2 separate regions of the Homo sapiens genome follow, and region 1 is linked to region 2. The links are chromatin loops, found by intact Hi-C in ENCODE. Cell type or tissue: endothelial cell of umbilical vein. All regions are shown on one strand. Each heading gives the region's core, and the rest is flanking DNA. Links, peaks and the distances in the headings are about the cores only. Region 1 overlaps XPR1 (xenotropic and polytropic retrovirus receptor 1). Region 2 overlaps XPR1 (xenotropic and polytropic retrovirus receptor 1).

The links. Hi-C counts contacts between places; a loop is a spot of excess contacts. Peaks named below come from ENCODE experiments on the same cell type or tissue, not always from the same donor. Only the 100,000 strongest peaks of a DNase experiment are listed, where the experiment ranks them.
Region 1: it touches region 2 in a loop (2.1-fold over the local background); 5 of 110 quality-filtered maps call a loop at or near these places.

Annotation. Positions count from the first base shown.
Region 1 is chr1:180,788,938-180,797,285 of GRCh38, reverse strand. All of the region lies in intron 3 of XPR1 (xenotropic and polytropic retrovirus receptor 1), which reads right to left. Among named protein-coding and RNA genes, the nearest start is that of LINC02816, 110 kb to the left of the region's middle. In endothelial cell of umbilical vein, for the core only: no CTCF peak of the experiment used is centred there; no DNase peak of the experiment used is centred there.
Region 2 is chr1:180,850,411-180,858,758 of GRCh38, reverse strand. All of the region lies in intron 11 of XPR1 (xenotropic and polytropic retrovirus receptor 1), which reads right to left. LOC124904464 (a long non-coding RNA gene) reads left to right here. Exons shown (of 2, transcript XR_007066760.1): 2 at 1-6,871. Among named protein-coding and RNA genes, the nearest start is that of LINC02816, 52 kb to the left of the region's middle. In endothelial cell of umbilical vein, for the core only: no CTCF peak of the experiment used is centred there; a DNase peak (open chromatin) is centred at 4,518; H3K27ac peaks cover 573 bases.

The sequences.
Region 1 (8,348 bases), core at 259-8,258, 62 kb after region 2:
ATATAATTCTTTGTTTATGTTTGCTTCACTGACTGACTGAACTCTAAAGGTAACAGTTCTAAAATCTTTATCTTTTTTTATAATGAAAATTTATTTTAAATAATTTGTTTGAGGTATAACTTACCTACCATAGGATTCATCTACTGTAAACATGCAATTCATTGACTTTCAGTAAATTTATAGAGTTGTGCAATCATCATAAAAATCCAATTTTAGAACATTTCTGTCACCTCCTATACTTCCATCATGGCCATTAGCTGTCAATCCCCACTTCCACCCCCTACCCCAGGCAAACACTGATCTGTATTCTGTCTCTGCTGATTTGCCTTTTCTGAACATTTCATGTAAAAGAATCATACAATATATAATCTTTTGTGTTTGGGTTCTTTAACTTAGCAGGATGATTTTGAGTTTCATCCATTTTGTATCATAATGTAAGTCTGTTATACTGAGTTCCTTTTATTGCCAAATAGTATTTCATTCTGTGGATATATATTTTGTTTACACTTGATCTTAGCCAAAAGGCCGAGAAGCGATTATATTTTGTTTAAATATCTTCAGTCTGCAGACATTTGAATTGTTTCTAGTTTTTTAAACTATGTAAATAATGCTGCTGTTAACACTCTCATACAAGTTTTTGCGTGGCCTATCATCATTATCTTTGTACCATAAAGAGCTTGCATACAGTATACTCAATCCATGTTTGCTGAATGAATAAATAGGTAAAAGTTCTCTCTAGTAGCCTACATTCCCATATAGAAATGATGAAGAAATCAACATTTCAGGTGTATTTTGCTACTTTCTTTAAAGTAATGACTCTCTTCCTTAAGGGCATAACTATGTAGAGGAGCCTATGAGAATCCGTAGGTGGGGGTAGGGGAATATAAACCATATGTAGTTTGAAAAAATCATATTCAATATTACTACAGCTATGGTATGAGATTTTCATATCTATCAAAGGGGTATAGGTTTAAAAAGAATAAGAAATACTGCTTTTGACACCAAGTATCCCAATCTATTTTGCAATGACACTTCAGTTTTCTAGAGCCAGATCGCCAGAAAGCTCAAACACATGGGACTGCACAGAACCTGGAAAAGTGTGTGTGTGTGTATATATAAAAGTGTATACTTTGATCTATGATGAAAATCTACAAATACACTTACAAAAATAAAAATGAGGCCAGGCGCAGTCGCTCACGCCTGTAATCCCAGCACTTTTGGAGGCCGAGGTGAGTGGATCACGAGGTCAGGAGGTTTAAGACCAGCCTAGTCAAGATGGTGAAACCTCGTCTCTACTAAAAATACAAAAAAATTAGCCAGGTGTGCTGGTGGGCACCTGTAATCTCAGCTACTCAGGAGGCTGAGGCAGAAAATTGCTTGAACCTGGGAGGCAGAGGTTGCAGTGAGCTGAGATCGCACCACCACATTCCAGCCTGGGTGACAAAGCAAGACTCCGTCTCAAAATAAATAAATAAATAAGTGAATGAGTGAATGAATGAATCTCAGGGCTCTTTTTACATATGTTAAACATTTCTATTGCAAATGTGTCTGTCTTATCCTCAAGACCAAAAACAGTGTAGAACTTCTAAGTTCTTTCTTGGTTCACGGCATACTTTGTGTCTCAGTAATACTTTCATGATGCTTCTAGGACAAAAGAAATACCTAATGTTTCTATTTATTAAGTAGTCAGGTTCAAACAACTTAAGTATTTATGTCCTAACAACTTAGAAGCTATCTGAAAAAATATTACACACAGTATTTCTAAGCAATTTTATAATATTGATGAAAACAGACTATTTTGCCAATAAACTACAATTTCTACTTATGCCAGTAAATCAAGTGACCTGAATATGAGAACAAATATTATTATTTTAATAATATGTTAACGCCATAAGCTCTCATACTAAATATTTGATAAAAATTTCCAATAACCATTCAAGAATTTTCAAAGCACCTATGTATCCCTCAAAGAGCTAGAATAAGGGTTAGCAATATATTTTGCTTTCACCAAATTCATCGTTCTTTTACTTTTAGAAAAAGTTATTTCAAGAACTACAAGCTATCTTCAGAATGGCAAAGCTGTTATGTTGTTATGCAATTGAAGAATAACTCTTTCTAAAATCAAATTAGTGTCTTAGAATATTTTTATTATTTGTTTACCTGTCTTACAATATTACCATCTTGCTAATTCAATTTATGGACCTTGGTGTTATTCAAAATATAAAGTAAGTTTATGAGAATGTTGACCCATCACAGATGATTCAAGATAGTTAACTTTGTTACATTACATGCATTTTTTATACTGCTTTTATCTTTTATCTGGAATTCTTACTACTTGAAACTGTGTACCTCAAATACCAAAGTCTGAAATCTGTATGTGAATAAAACATCTAATTTTTCCACTTTTCTCTCTAACCAGCAACTCACTCCTTAATATCTTACAACTTCAGCCTCAAAAGACTATTTGTTATTGTCTTCATCCCCAAATATGTCATGTACTTTAACACCACTGTGCATCTGGATAGATTTTTTCCCTTGCTCTGGAGCACTAAATCCCACCTCTCCCTACAGCCATCCCCAAACAACCTCCCTTAAGAGCATTTGGCTAATGCCTACACATTTTCAAAGACCCAATTTAAATTTCACTTCTTCTAAAGGCTTTTCCTCAATCCCACTTTCTTCCTCCAAGTAAATTCAAGGCTTCTTCATGTCAGTTTTCACAGTACTTTGCATAACTGTAAAATACTAAATGTCATATTGCACATAAACTTTAAAAAGTACATGTAATTTGTAAATACACACAACAGGTGTATTTAGTAAATAACACTGTGATACTTTCTATTCTACTATATTCTATCTATATTTTTTAAAAAATGCCTGTGATGACCCACGTACAGTCGTAGTGCCACAGAACAACGTTCTGGTCAACGACTGACAGCATGTACAACAGTAGTCCCATAAGATATAATACTTTATTTTTACTGTACCTTTTCTATATTTAGATACATAAATATTTACCATTGTTTTACAATTGCCTACAGTATTCTCTGTAGTAACATGCTGGACAGTTTTGTAGCCTAGGAGCAACAGGCTATACTATATATGCTACATGTGTAATAGGATATACCATCTAGGTTTGTGTAAGTACACATGATGTTCCCAAAATGAAATCACCTCATGACGCATTTCTCAGAATTATCCCTGTCATTAAGTGACACGTAACTATATTTTCATTTTCTGACCAATTTATTGGGTTGTGACCTACAATTTAAAAAAAACCCATTATTTACATGATATTGTGTTTGTTTGTGAAGATGCCATTTGGAAATTGTGTTACTCATGACCATAGACATTCCTCATCCTTTCTTTCAGTCTCAGAAAGAAAAAAGGAAAAATAGGAGAGAGACAGAAGGAAGGAAGGAAAGAGAAAAAAAGGAGAGAAAGAAAATGAGGGTGGTTTTCACGTGGCTTGTTTTTAATAGATGCTTATAAAACACTTTTTTTTAACAAAATAAAGAAAGGAAAATTTATTGTGGACAATATAAATATTGTAATTGTAATTTCCTTCAGATGTATTAACAACAAAGCAAGCAAGAGTGGCTGCTTTAATTTCACTTCCCCTACTACCCTCCCTGCTCCTTTAAACAGTTCTTAAGTAACTGATTCTACTGTAATGAACTCAAGAGAATCATGACACAGGAAGATACGTTAACACATGGGAATTTAAAACAATATACCAACCTATGACCACTCTCATTAAAAATACCTACTTAATCTACATTTTAACACACACATGAGCAAAGAACAAAACCAGCCATTAAGTCATAGTTTAAATACATGCATACTAGACACATGTATCATTTGTAAAATGAACATTTACTATTTCAGTGTAAAAGATTCTCATGATTCATTGCACACATTTAGTGGTATAACAATATTCAGTGCCTCAAATTCCTCTTGTATAAAAACAATATAAATCAATAATAAAAACATACAGCAAGACATTGTAAAACAGGATTACAGGAATAACAGGAATAACTATATAATAAGAATAGCTCTTAGTAACTATTATCTAATCGGTCTTGCATTTATATGAAACAAGAAAATATTCTACAGGCAAGATCCTACTAATAAAACACCAATGCAATTACCTTCCTTCTTCCCTCTCTCCCTCCTTTCCTTCCTTTTTAGTAAAGAAAAAGGATGTAACACTGCTATGACTTCCCAATGTAACCGAAGTCAAAAAAGTCACCCAGAAAAAAAAGAAGTTATTCAAAAACAAAGAAAAAGCACTTAGCTATTTCAAAATTCCAGCCAATAAAAAAGGCTTGACTGTTTTGTGAAATATTAGAAGCAACACATATATTCTGACTTTTTTTTTAACATTAGGCAAATAAACACTGTTTAGAAACTAAGTATTTTGAATAAAGAGAAAAGGCAAACTGGTTTGAAAAAAGTGATCAGTTGGATCACTTGTCCACTGGAAAAAGACATTACTGATCACCACAAAAAAAAAGGTTTCTAACGGTATAGCCTTCATGATTGATACCATTTTTAGTGACAGAAGAGAACTAAGAGACTTCTAGGTTAGGGATTAGCAATGTTTTTACCACAAAGGACCCCTCCCTTTCACAATTCCCTTCTCTTCCTATGATCTTCAAATACTGATTTTATCTATAAATCTAAATAAATGTCAATTTTTTAACCAAAGATACATAATAAACAATAAAGACTAACAAAGTAACTTACATCAGGTTTTCTGAATATTGAAAATAGCTTCTGATCCTAACATGTGGAACCCTAGAGGGTTGGGAATCAATCTGTTTGTTTTATAAGCAAGTGTGTGGAAGCCTAGGAAGGTTAAACAGTAAATAGCATCGGCAAGAAAAAAATTCCAAATTTTAGCAGCATTCATGCTATATTTTGATTGTTTGGCCTTTTTGATATGACTAGAAACAGACAAAATAAAATATAGCAATTTGTTTAGGGACATTGAAAGGTTTTAGTCAAAAATATCTCACTTAAAAATGGAGCATTTTTAGCTATTTAATGTGTGAGATATAAGTGGGTGGAGGTGAGTTATTAAGCTCAACTCACCCCATATTGTTTATAGTTTTTCTTGTGCCCTAGTGTCTGACAACTGCAGTCTACAATCTTCTGGGGAGAAGGTGGCTAAATGAGGGAAAAAAGATACTGTTGAGGACCAGAAACAAATTCTATTTCTGTGAATCATTTCTTCGTATTACCTACCACTTCCTGATCTGGCAGGAGTCACTCTAGAGACTACCAATTTGTACCAGTGAGGACATCAAGAGACGTGCCTCACTGGCCCTGCCAATACACACACAAAACAGGAAGTCATCAAATTACAGCACCAAAATTTTTAATAGTAGCTAGCCTAAAATTATTTTTGAGAAGCGACCTAACTTAAAGAAATCATGTTTCAAACTGAAGGTTGCAACCCAATATGAGGTCATAAAACCAATTTAGTGGATCATAATTAGCATTTAAAAAATCAAATAGAATAGAAAAATATAGAAAACAATATACTACAAGTACTAAAGATGTACTGTTTCATGAAAAAATATCTTAAATTATTTAAATATATTGTGTAGTCACACACATATAGATGCATACAAACATATATAAAACAAACATTTATCTGTATATGTGTGCTGGGTCATAATGTACATTTTTTTTTACTATAACTCAAAATAAAGTATCTACATGTCTGTAATCCAAGCACTTTGGGAGACCAAGGTGGGTGAATCACCTGAGGTCAGGAGTTCGAGACCACCCTGGCCAACATGGTGAAACCCCATCTCTACCAAAAATAAAAATAAAAAATTAGCCAGGTGTGGTGGTGCATGCCTGTAGTACCAGCTATGCTGGAGGCTGAGGCAGGAGGATCACTTGAACCTGGGAGGCAGAGGTTGCAGTGAGCCGAGATCATGACACTGCACTCCAGCCTGGACAACAGAGTGAGATCCTGTCTCAAAAACAAACAAACAAAAAAAACAAAGTATCTACTACCAAGAGTAGATATTTTTCTTCATAAACAAAGAAGCATTTTCTATTCTTTGTGATACAAATCATCCATTTAGAATTGAGCTTAGAGATCCTTCTTTTTCAAAAAATGTCATAGTAAAAGAAAAAAGCTAATAAACTTGATTTTATATATTCATAGTCTACAGCCTTACATCATTTCCAATACGCTTTCTCAATCTAGACATTTGTTTCACTGCAAATGCCCTCCTCTTTTAGTTTCCTCCTCCTCCTCCTGCTATATGGTCTTCTCTGTCTACATTGCTGGTTCCTCTTTATCTTTCTATCTCCTAATTATAGAAATTATCTTTCTTCTTGAGAACACTGAAATCCTTTCTGTATATTTTTCCCATACAGAAAATCTACCTGTTTGCATGGCTTTAAATAATATTTATATTTTGGCTGTGCACAGTGGCTCACACCTGCAATCCCAGCACTTTGGGAGGCTGAGGCAGGCGGATCACGAGGTCAGGAGATCAAGACCACCCTGGTTAACACGGTGAAACCCCGTCTCTACTAAAAATATAAAAAAAATTAGCTGGGCATGGTGGTGGGTGCCTGTAGTCCCAGCTACTCGGGAGGCTGAGGCAGGAGAATGACGTGAACCCGGGAGGCAGAGTTTGCAGTGAGCCAAGATCGCACCACTGCACTCCAGCCTGGGCGACAGAGTGAGACTCCGTCTCAAAAAAAAGAAAATGTATATTTTGTCTCTGTCTTCTAGGTGCCTGTATCCTGGTGAAAGAGACATGCATATATGCCATGTTCTTTCATGGCTCTTGCTTGTATATAAACTGTTCCCTCTGCCTAAGGAAAAAGCCCAGCTACAAATGAAAGATGAGGGGGAGGATATAAAGTTAAGAAATTTGCTTGCTCATTTTTTTTTTGAAGGGAATGACTTGCTAAGGAGATTGAATTGGTATAAAGGGAAGTTAAATATATTTATTTAATAATTCTTAGAGGAAATAATTACTGGAGCAAGGTCTTGAAGAGTTGAAATTTAGTCAGTAGTCGTAAAGATCTCCCGTGGAATAAAGAGGGATATCTCTTCTACAAAGATTGGAGGAAAATAAATAAGGATGAGAATGTCTATAGGCATTTGGGAGAGAGATGCAGATATAATACCATATATCTGCATGGTATTATACATCAACAGAAGCTGATGGCCTTTATTTTTATTTGTAAAGCTGGGGGTATAATGAGCATGACAGGGAAGATGGTGGGGTTAGAGAATTCTGGAGAATGATATAAGGTTTACAAAAGCACTTTGGAGCATGAAAAATGATATTGATTAGGACCCACAGGAAGCTTTGAGGGCACAGTTACAGGTGCAACAACAAATTTACAGTGGTTCCAATTTATTCTGCTGTTGTCCTACGCAGCCTCTGGGGTAGGCATGAAGAAGGTAAAGGATGAATTGGTTGAGTTTTACTAGGCAGATGCAACATAAGGCAATGAGGGTAAAGGGATTAAAAACACAGGGGTCAAAATGGTTAAAATGATTGATGGAGAAGAAAATAATTCTGGCTGGGTGTGGTGGCCATGTCTATAATGCTAGCACTTAGGAAGACAGAGGCAAGAAGACAGCTTGAGCCCAGGAATTCAAGACCTGCCTGGGCAACATAGCAAGACCCCATTCTCCAAAAAAAAAGGAAAAAAGAAGACAAAAAAAGAGTAGGAAATAATTCTAAGACATGTATGATAAACTGAAATAAAATGGGAGAGTCAAGAAACTAGAGCTCTGTGAGATGGAAAAACAGATGTTAAAGGAGTAGGGGAGTAAAAAGCTAAAAGGCTAGGAGACATGGTCATAGACTCGTATTAGGTTTTAGTATTTTAGAGGAGAGGAATTCTGGGTGATGGGTATGGCTATGTGTGTATGGGGCTAAAGTACAGTGTAACTGAAAATGACTGTCCACAAGGACAATGAAGTCATCCAGCATGATATGAAAAATTAAGATAGAGATTTATTCAGACTGGGAGCCAGGAGTCTAAGTTCACAGTGAGCAACCAAGAGGTCAGTAGATGCTAACAAATAGGAGTGGCAGAAATAGAACAATACTGATGCTTAGAAGAAGATTCATTTTTATAGAAATACACAGAAATACTGATTTGGAAGAACAATGATAGCTAAGAGAATGCTGGACTCAGTCTCTTGTCTTCTGGCAGCTGTTTCTCACTGACTCTTTTTACCTTTTTCCATCTCCTGTCTCCCAATACTCTATAAAAGAGAATGATCAGCCTCTAGTTGAAGGGGCTGCTGAAAAAGGATATCTGAGTAAGATGCTGAAAAAGGATATCTGAGT
Region 2 (8,348 bases), core at 152-8,151:
TTTATAGTTAAGGAAACTGAAGTTGAGGGAGATAGTTAATAAATGGAAAGATAACTAGATTTAAAGTTAGGAGACCTGGGTTTGAATATAGACTGCCTCTTCCAAGCTTTGTGGTTACAGAAAATTCACATTCTTAAAATGATTGAGACAAAAAAGGAACTCATAGGGCCTAAGGCTAAATGGGGGAACCAGAATGAGGAATCCTCATCTAAGGAACATTTTGTACTAGACAGCATTGCTTCTCTAAGTCCATCTCAACTTTAAAACGAAAAAAGTAGTTTCATAAAACCATGAAGTAACATTACAAAATTTCTAACATAGTGTGGGAAAATAGAATTTAAAAGTTATTACACATATTATTGCTTATTTCATACTGTATATAAAATTATGTTTATGGGAAAAAAACAGAAGTGGTTATCTCAGATGAGGGAAGTAAGATTAAGGAAGAAAGTGGGCTGAGGAAAATAATTGTTATTAGGGTGGTTATACAAATGATTTAAGTAAGACTTTAATTTTGCTATATTTTTTGTTTGTTTTTGTTTTGAGATGGAGTTTCACTCTTGTTGCCCACACTGGAGTGCAATGGTGCAATCTAGGCTCACCGCAACCTCCACCTCCTGGTTCAAGCGATTCTCCTGCCTCAGCTTCCTGAGTAGCTGGGACTGCAGGCATGCGCCACCACGCCCGGCTAATTTTGTATTTTTAGTAGAGACAGGGTTTCTCCATGTTGGCCAGGCTGGTCTCAAACTCCCAACCTCAGGTGATCTGCCTGCCTCGGCCTATCAAAGTGCTGGGATTACAGGTGTGAGCCACCACACCCGGCCACTATATTGTTTTTATAATAAAAATAGTACATAGGAATTCCTTTACTAATTCAAGAACTGTTTACTACTGAGTATATACTATAACCTGCATTATTTATTGTATAACTAGAATACTAAAGACTAACTCCAAAAAAACATCTGCTTGCTTGTATATTCAGCAAACAAATACTGAATGTCTACTGGGTAACCTAACTAGGTACATTCTAGGGAATGAGAATATACTGAAGAACTACTAAGGGCCAAGTCTAAAAGAGGAGAGAGAATTTAGTCAAAAACACAATGTATAGGTACAGTTCTGGAACTGTGCATAGAAAAGGAATCAATAAGCCAGGAGGGGAAATAGCCAGGAAAATCTTCCTGAAGGAGGTACTACTTGAGCTGAATCATGAAAGGACTTGAGTTAAACAAGTTTATGGGGCAGAGAGAACCATTTCAAGCAGAATAGAAACCATTCATTCAATAAAGAGTACCTGCACATGCCAGATATTATTCTAGGTACCAGGTACACAACAGTGAATCTTATTTACTAATGGTCAGACAAATTTCCTGCCTCAGTAAAGCCTCCTATTTCGTAGGGGTAGACAATGATCAGATATATAAGTAAAGATGATGATTTCACACAGTGAAAAATACCATGAAGAAAACAGAACAGGATGATAAGACAAAATTCCTTCAGACAGTATTCAGGCAGAAACAGCGTTCAGGCAGAGAAGGTTTCTTAAGTTGGGACTTGGGTACTGACAAGGAACCAGCCACATTTTCATGTGAAGGTGGAGAAAGAGTATATGTAATAATAAAATTTCTAGTAACCATATTCAAAAAGGTGGAAACAGGTAAAATTAATAATATATTTTATGTAATCTATACCTAAAATGTTATCACTTTTACATTTAATATATAGTCAAAATAAAATTGATATCCTTCACAGTTTTTTGTTTCAAACTAAGTCTTCAAGATCCAGTTTGTATGTTATACTTACGGCACATTTCGATTTAGATTAGGCACACTTCAAATGCTCAACAGACTGATGTAGCTGGTAGTTAAATTATGCAACAGTGCAGCTCTAGGTATCTTTGGGGAGATGAGTTTGAGGTGTAAAGATTGAAAGCAGTGTATTAATATGGCTGTGGCAACAGCCCAGTGAGAAACAATGAGGACTAGAATTGAGTATAAGTTTAAGGAACAGAGAGGTAAGGCAAAAATTAAGAAATACTTGGGAACTAAAATTGGCAGGACTTGGTAAATTTTGAAGGTGAGATGAAGGATACAGTCAAAAATAACTCCTAGTTTTTAACCTGGGTGAGTGGCATGGTGCCATAAACTAGGTTAGAGAACATGGGGCTTGAAGCATGCTTAGGAAAAAAAATGAGTTTATTTTTTGACGTGTTGACTTTAAGGTACTTACGAAACATCGAGGTGGAGGAAGCCCAGAAAACAACTGGAAAAAACTAAAAAGCTTCAGATACAGACTGGGGAGTCACACAGACAGTGGTTGCAACCATCAAAATAATTTAGAAGCTCTTTCTATGAAAAGGACAGGCTACAATGAGAGATAAGTCTTCCATCTATAAGGGGAATCACACTGTGTTTGACTACACTTGGTTGAGTTTATTTCCAGTTTTTTTTTTTAATACCAAAGACTCAAAGAGATGAGAACTCTCTGAAATGTTACAGAGCTTCTCTTTATCTCTTAAAAAATTTAAATTCTAATTCTATGTTTGTTTACATTTCAAGGTTTCTAAATATGTGTTAATTACTATAGAGTTATTGTGGTTATAGGAATGGAGACAGTAAGAATAAGAATAGATAGATTACTGTTTTGAGATGCAGGATAGAGAAAAGGAAAAAAGACTAGACCAGATGGCTTAATGAGGTAAGGGAAATCTTTTTAGAGTAGGGGACTCTTAAGCATGTACATAGGCTAGAAGGAAGGAGCCAGTAATGACAAACAGTTTGAAGATTTGGGAAAAACAAGGGACAACTGCCAGAGCTAGATCCTGGGACAAGGGGAAATGAGAGCAGTGCACAGGAGGAAGGACACCTTGTTACTTTAGACTGGGGAAAATACAGTAAAAAGGGGTTTAGATTAAATAAGCATGTAGGGAGAAGGTAGCTGAAGGAAAATGATTCCTGATAGCCTCAATTTTCTTAAGCTAGTAGGAGACAAGGTGGTCTGTAAGAATAAAGAGGAAAAGGCTGAGTTAGGAGCTGAGAAAAGCAATGAAAGTTATAGTAAAACCGTCCCCCCTCCCCCCACTTTTTTTTTTTTTTTGAGACACAGTCTCACTCTGTCGCCAGGCTGGAGAGCAGTGGCATGATCTCGGCTCATTGCAACCTCTACCTCCTGGGTTAAGTGATTCTTCTGCCTCAGCCTCCCAAATAGCTGGGACTACAGGCACACACCACCACACCCGGCTAATTTTTGTATTTTTAGTAGAGACGAGGTTTCACCATGTTGGCCAGGCTGGTCTCGATCTCCTGACCTCATAATCTGCCCTCCTGGGCCTCCCAAAGTGCTGGGATTACAGGTGTGAGCCACTGTGCCCAGCTGTAAAAACCCCTTTTCAAGTTAACATTTTTGAGATAAAAAATTTAATAATATGTTAACAAAGGACAAAATACATTAAAGTTTAGAAAAAAGTTAATCTCTCCTTCCTATGACATTCTTTTCACAAAACATTTTGCTTGTGCTTATACTGTCTTTCATTCTGTATATACACAATTTTTTTCTTTCCTGTAATATTGTATTCTATCTAGCATTGTGAAAAGAATTTAACTTTAGAGTAGAGCAAATTGAATATATATTTGTCTTTTCCATTAAATTGTAATGTCTTTCACAGAAAGATCTCACATCAGCATTTTTCTAGGGCCCATGTACCATGCTGGACATAGTAGGGGCTTAATTAATATTTGCCAAACTGAATTGAGGCTATGTTTCACTCATTTTTGTATTTTCTGCACAATGCTTTACCTTCCAACAAATACTTGGGAAAGGCAACATAGTCTCTGGGCAGCCTACACATATAATGTGTCCCTGAAAACACCTATTAAGTTTGTAGCTCCTAGGCCCTCCAGGCAAAATGAAATGGACAGCTGTGGCAAACAGAAAACTTTAAAACCAGATTCTAAGGCTTTGACAAAGGCAGGAGGTCAGTCACACCTCCACATTCCCTTATCTCATTATCAGCCGCCAAGACTTTCTTTCCTATAATTAAACAGAAACCAGTCCCTAAAAACAATGTGTGCAAGATTTCTTCCCCAACCTCAACAGACCATCTGACACTGTGGCCAAACTCCCCTCCCTTATCGTGCTTTTGCCACGATAGGTGACTAGCCTTACAAAGCATTCCTTTTTGATAAATGACTGCTGATCACAGACTCGTTCTGGCTGGTCCACAGAGACTGAGCACAAGATGCCTCTGTGCTCTGCTCTGTGTTTCACCTTTTGACACAAAGAGCCGAATTTCACTTCACTTTAATGTTAACTGCCTACTCCGAAGTGAACATGGGACATATGTAACATATATGTTTACTCACCACACATTTGGTTTCCCTCATAAATATTCATAAATTCTCCTATAACCTGCTAAATATGTATGCGGAGCTAACCCCACTGGGGATAAATTCCAACCTCTCCCCTTTGTAACTGAAGCCTATGTATTTGGTTTTGGCTGGAAGCTTAGTTTCCTGACCTGCAGATTGTAATCCTTTACAGGAAATAAAGCTTTCCTTTTGCTTCCTCTGCCAATCTCATGGTCTTTTGTTAATAAGTTGAATGTGAAAAAGTTAAGCAACAGACTTATATGAGGATAAGTTCCTGAGAGCTAAAAATAGATAAAGCAAAACCCCTATTAAACTTTCCTTGCCTTTTAGATACAACCTTTAACGGCATTGTTCTAACATTTTGTAGACATCATTTTTTTCCTTTACAACAAAACACAGCTGCTTTTAATTCAATGAGTGTCACAATGATGTTTAAAAGTTGCTGCTTTCTGCATGCCTAATGATTCCTATAGCTGTTTTAACTGTATTACACTTATGAGACATTAAAAAAATTGTGTGTAATATCACCACAGATAATTCCCACTGATTTCAAGAAAAACGAACAAAATACAACAAAATACAAAAAAAAAAAAAAAAAAACCACATGAATGCACTATTATTTGTGCCACAGAAGGTAAGGCTGCCAAAGCTCTCAGTTAGCAGCTAGCAATACCATGCAAAAGCAGGAAATGTTCTCAATCCAAAGGATAATTAAGAGGTAGGGTGTGTGTGTGTGTGTGTGTGTGTGTGTGTGTGTGTGTGTGTCTATAGTCTAATAACAAAATACCCAAACTGTCCAGTTTTCAATTAAAAAAATCACTAGTCATACAAAGAACAAGGAAGATCTCAAACTTAATGAAAAGACAATCAAAGATGTCAAAACTGAGATGATAGAGATGTTGGAATTACTGGACAAAGATCTCACAGCAGCTATGATAAAAATGCCTTAGCAAAGAAACAGTCTCACCAAAGATACAGGAAACACAAAGAAGAACCAAATAGAAATATTAGAAGCCAAAAATACAATAACTGAAATAAAACTCACTGTTAACAGAATAATAGAAGGGACAGAGGAAAGAACTGGCAACTGAAAGATAGAATAGAAATTTCCTAACCTGAACAAGAAAGAAAATAGGTTGAATTTAAAAAATGAAAAGAAGCCAGGCGCAGTGGCAGTGGCTCATGCCTATAATCCCAGTAATTTGGGAGGCCGAGGCGGGTGGAAAACTTGAGGTCAGGAGTTCAAGACCAGCTTGGCTAACGTGGCGAATACCCGTCTCTCCTAAAAATACAAAAATTAACTGGGCTTGGTGTGCGCCTGTAATTCCAGCTACTTGGGAGGCTGAGGCATGAGAAGTGCTTGAACCCAACGGGTGGAGGCTGCAGTAAGCTGAGATTGCACCATTGCAATCTGTGGGGGATACATTCCAAAACCCCCAGTTGGTGCCTGAAACCATGGATAGTACTGCTATGATAAAGTTTAATCTATAAATTAAGCACAGCAAGAGACTAGCAATAATAATAAAGCAGAACAATCATAATATACTGTAATAAGTTATGTGGAAGGCTGGACGTGGTGGCTCACGCCTGTAATCCCAACATTTTGGGAGGCCGAAGTGAGAGGATTGCTTCAGTCCAGGAGTTGGAGACCTCACCTTTACAAAAAATAAACAAAATTAAACCAGTGTGGTGGCGCACACCTGTAGTCCTAGCTACTCAGGAGGCTGAGGTGAGAGGGCTGCATGAGCCCAAGAGGTCAAGGCTGCAGTGAGCTGAGATTACACCATTGCACTCCTGCCTGGGTGACAGAGTGAGACCCTGTCTCAAAAAACAAAACGAAAACCATAAGAGTTATGTGACTGTGGTCTCTTTCTCTCTCAAAATAGCATAAAGTTTTCAGACTGTGGTTGACCACCGATAAGTAAAACTGCAGAAAGTGAAGGTATGGATAGGGTCGGGGGAATACTGTGCAAAAAAGGCAACAGGGGGGATCCTTGTGGTGATGGAAATGTTCTGTATCTTGACTGTATGAATGTCAATATTCTGGCTGTGATATTATACTATGTTTGTAAAGTGTTACCACTGGGGAAACTATGCAAAGGGTATATGGGATCTCTCTGCATTACTTCTTGCCATGCATGTGATTCTACAATTATCTCAAAACAAAATGTTTAATTAAAAAAAAACCACAGAACTTGACTGTTCCTCAAAACCTTCACTGAGTTAACCACTTCCTCTTTGAAACCACCTTATACCCTATACAATACTGATAATATAGTATTATTGCACTTCCATGTTCTATTGTAATTAGTCTATTTCCCTTACCAAACCGTGAGCTCCAAGAGGAGGTTTTAAAGGCAAGATATGTTTTGTTCATCTATGTATGCCTAGCATCTAGTAGTGCCTGATACATTGAAGATGTTTTGTAAATGTTTGTTGAATAAAACTGGATGTGACTGATGTAATCAAGAAAGTAATTTCATTATTAAACTATTTATATTCAATTTATTATCCATATAGATCCTTATTTACTGGCTCCTCAATAACAAAGTTACCTCTTCAGTGATTATAAAAGCATCAATGACACCATTTAGGACTTCCTTTCTTGACAGAGTTTAGCAACTTTTCTTCTGCTGTATCAGATACCCCTTCCCAGATCAGATCATCAGAACCTCTTCCAATATCTTTCTTATGTATGTGTGTCTAGGCTTATTTTTAAAAATCCCTTTCTGTTACACATTTGATCAACAGCCTTGGAAACATTCTTGTAGTAGGTTATTGCTGTAAGGAAAAGTTAAGACTTTGGAATAAGCAAAAATAATTACTATGCACTAAAATGGAAAATTATGCATTGTTTACACCATACCTTTCTAGGTTATGTTTCTATGGAGTTTGTGCCTTTTCTGGTCTTGGAGTTATTTTATAATTCTGTATAAATTGTGGATAAATGCCAATAATTCTGTCTATAGGCACACAAATAAATTCTGTCTGACGGAGGTCCAACAGATTCCATCTTACCCTCTACTCCTCCACCACACCCCACCTCCAGTAGAAAAAGCAAATTTTGTGTCCATTTGTAAATGGATATCAGCATTCCTTTACTCCACAGTAAAGGTTTGTTAACTAACCATCATGTGGAAAATATATTGTCTCTCCTTTGAACCAGTAGTGACAACTGGCTGGTTTCCTCTTTAATTCATGAGTTAAATAGAAGTTTGGTGTTTTTACATTAAAAAATATCTATTTCTGCTTTTCCCCACTCCTTTTGTTCTATAACCAAATAACAATTCTGGAGCAGATAAACTATGTGTTTCTGCCTTCTCTCCTGGAAAAGACACAATTTCATTTATTTAACTAAATGAAATGCTAACAACTATAACCACTTTAAAAGAAATATAAGGATACTATAATCCTTTTTTTTTTTTTTTTTAAAGACACAGGGTCTCAATCTGTTGCCCACGCAGGAGTACATTGGTACAATAATAACTCACTGTAACTTTGAACTCCTGGGCTCAAGTGATCCTCCTGCCTCAGCCTCCCAAGTAGCTAGAAATACAGGTGTGTACCACGACACTTGCCTAATTAAAAAATAATTTTTTAGAGATGAGGTCTCACTATGTTGCCCAAGCTAGTCTCGAACTCCAGGCCTTAAGTGATCCTCCCAACTTGGCATCCCAAAATGCTGAGATTACAGGTGTCAGTTACCATGCCTGGCCAGGATTCTATACATTTTACACAGTGTCTCAAGTGCTCATTTTATGAAAGCTTCAGGTAGTACATACATATGGGCAGAAACTTTTTTCTTAATTGAACTGAAAAAAGTGATAAACATAAGCTAAAATTATAGTCATTTAAAAATGGAAATAAGATTGGAGTACATCTTTAAGCAGCTATAATACAGAATATAGTAATCAGAATTGAATATAAAATAAATGCAGATCACAAAGATGTATTCTAGAAATGTGAGAAATAACAATATGT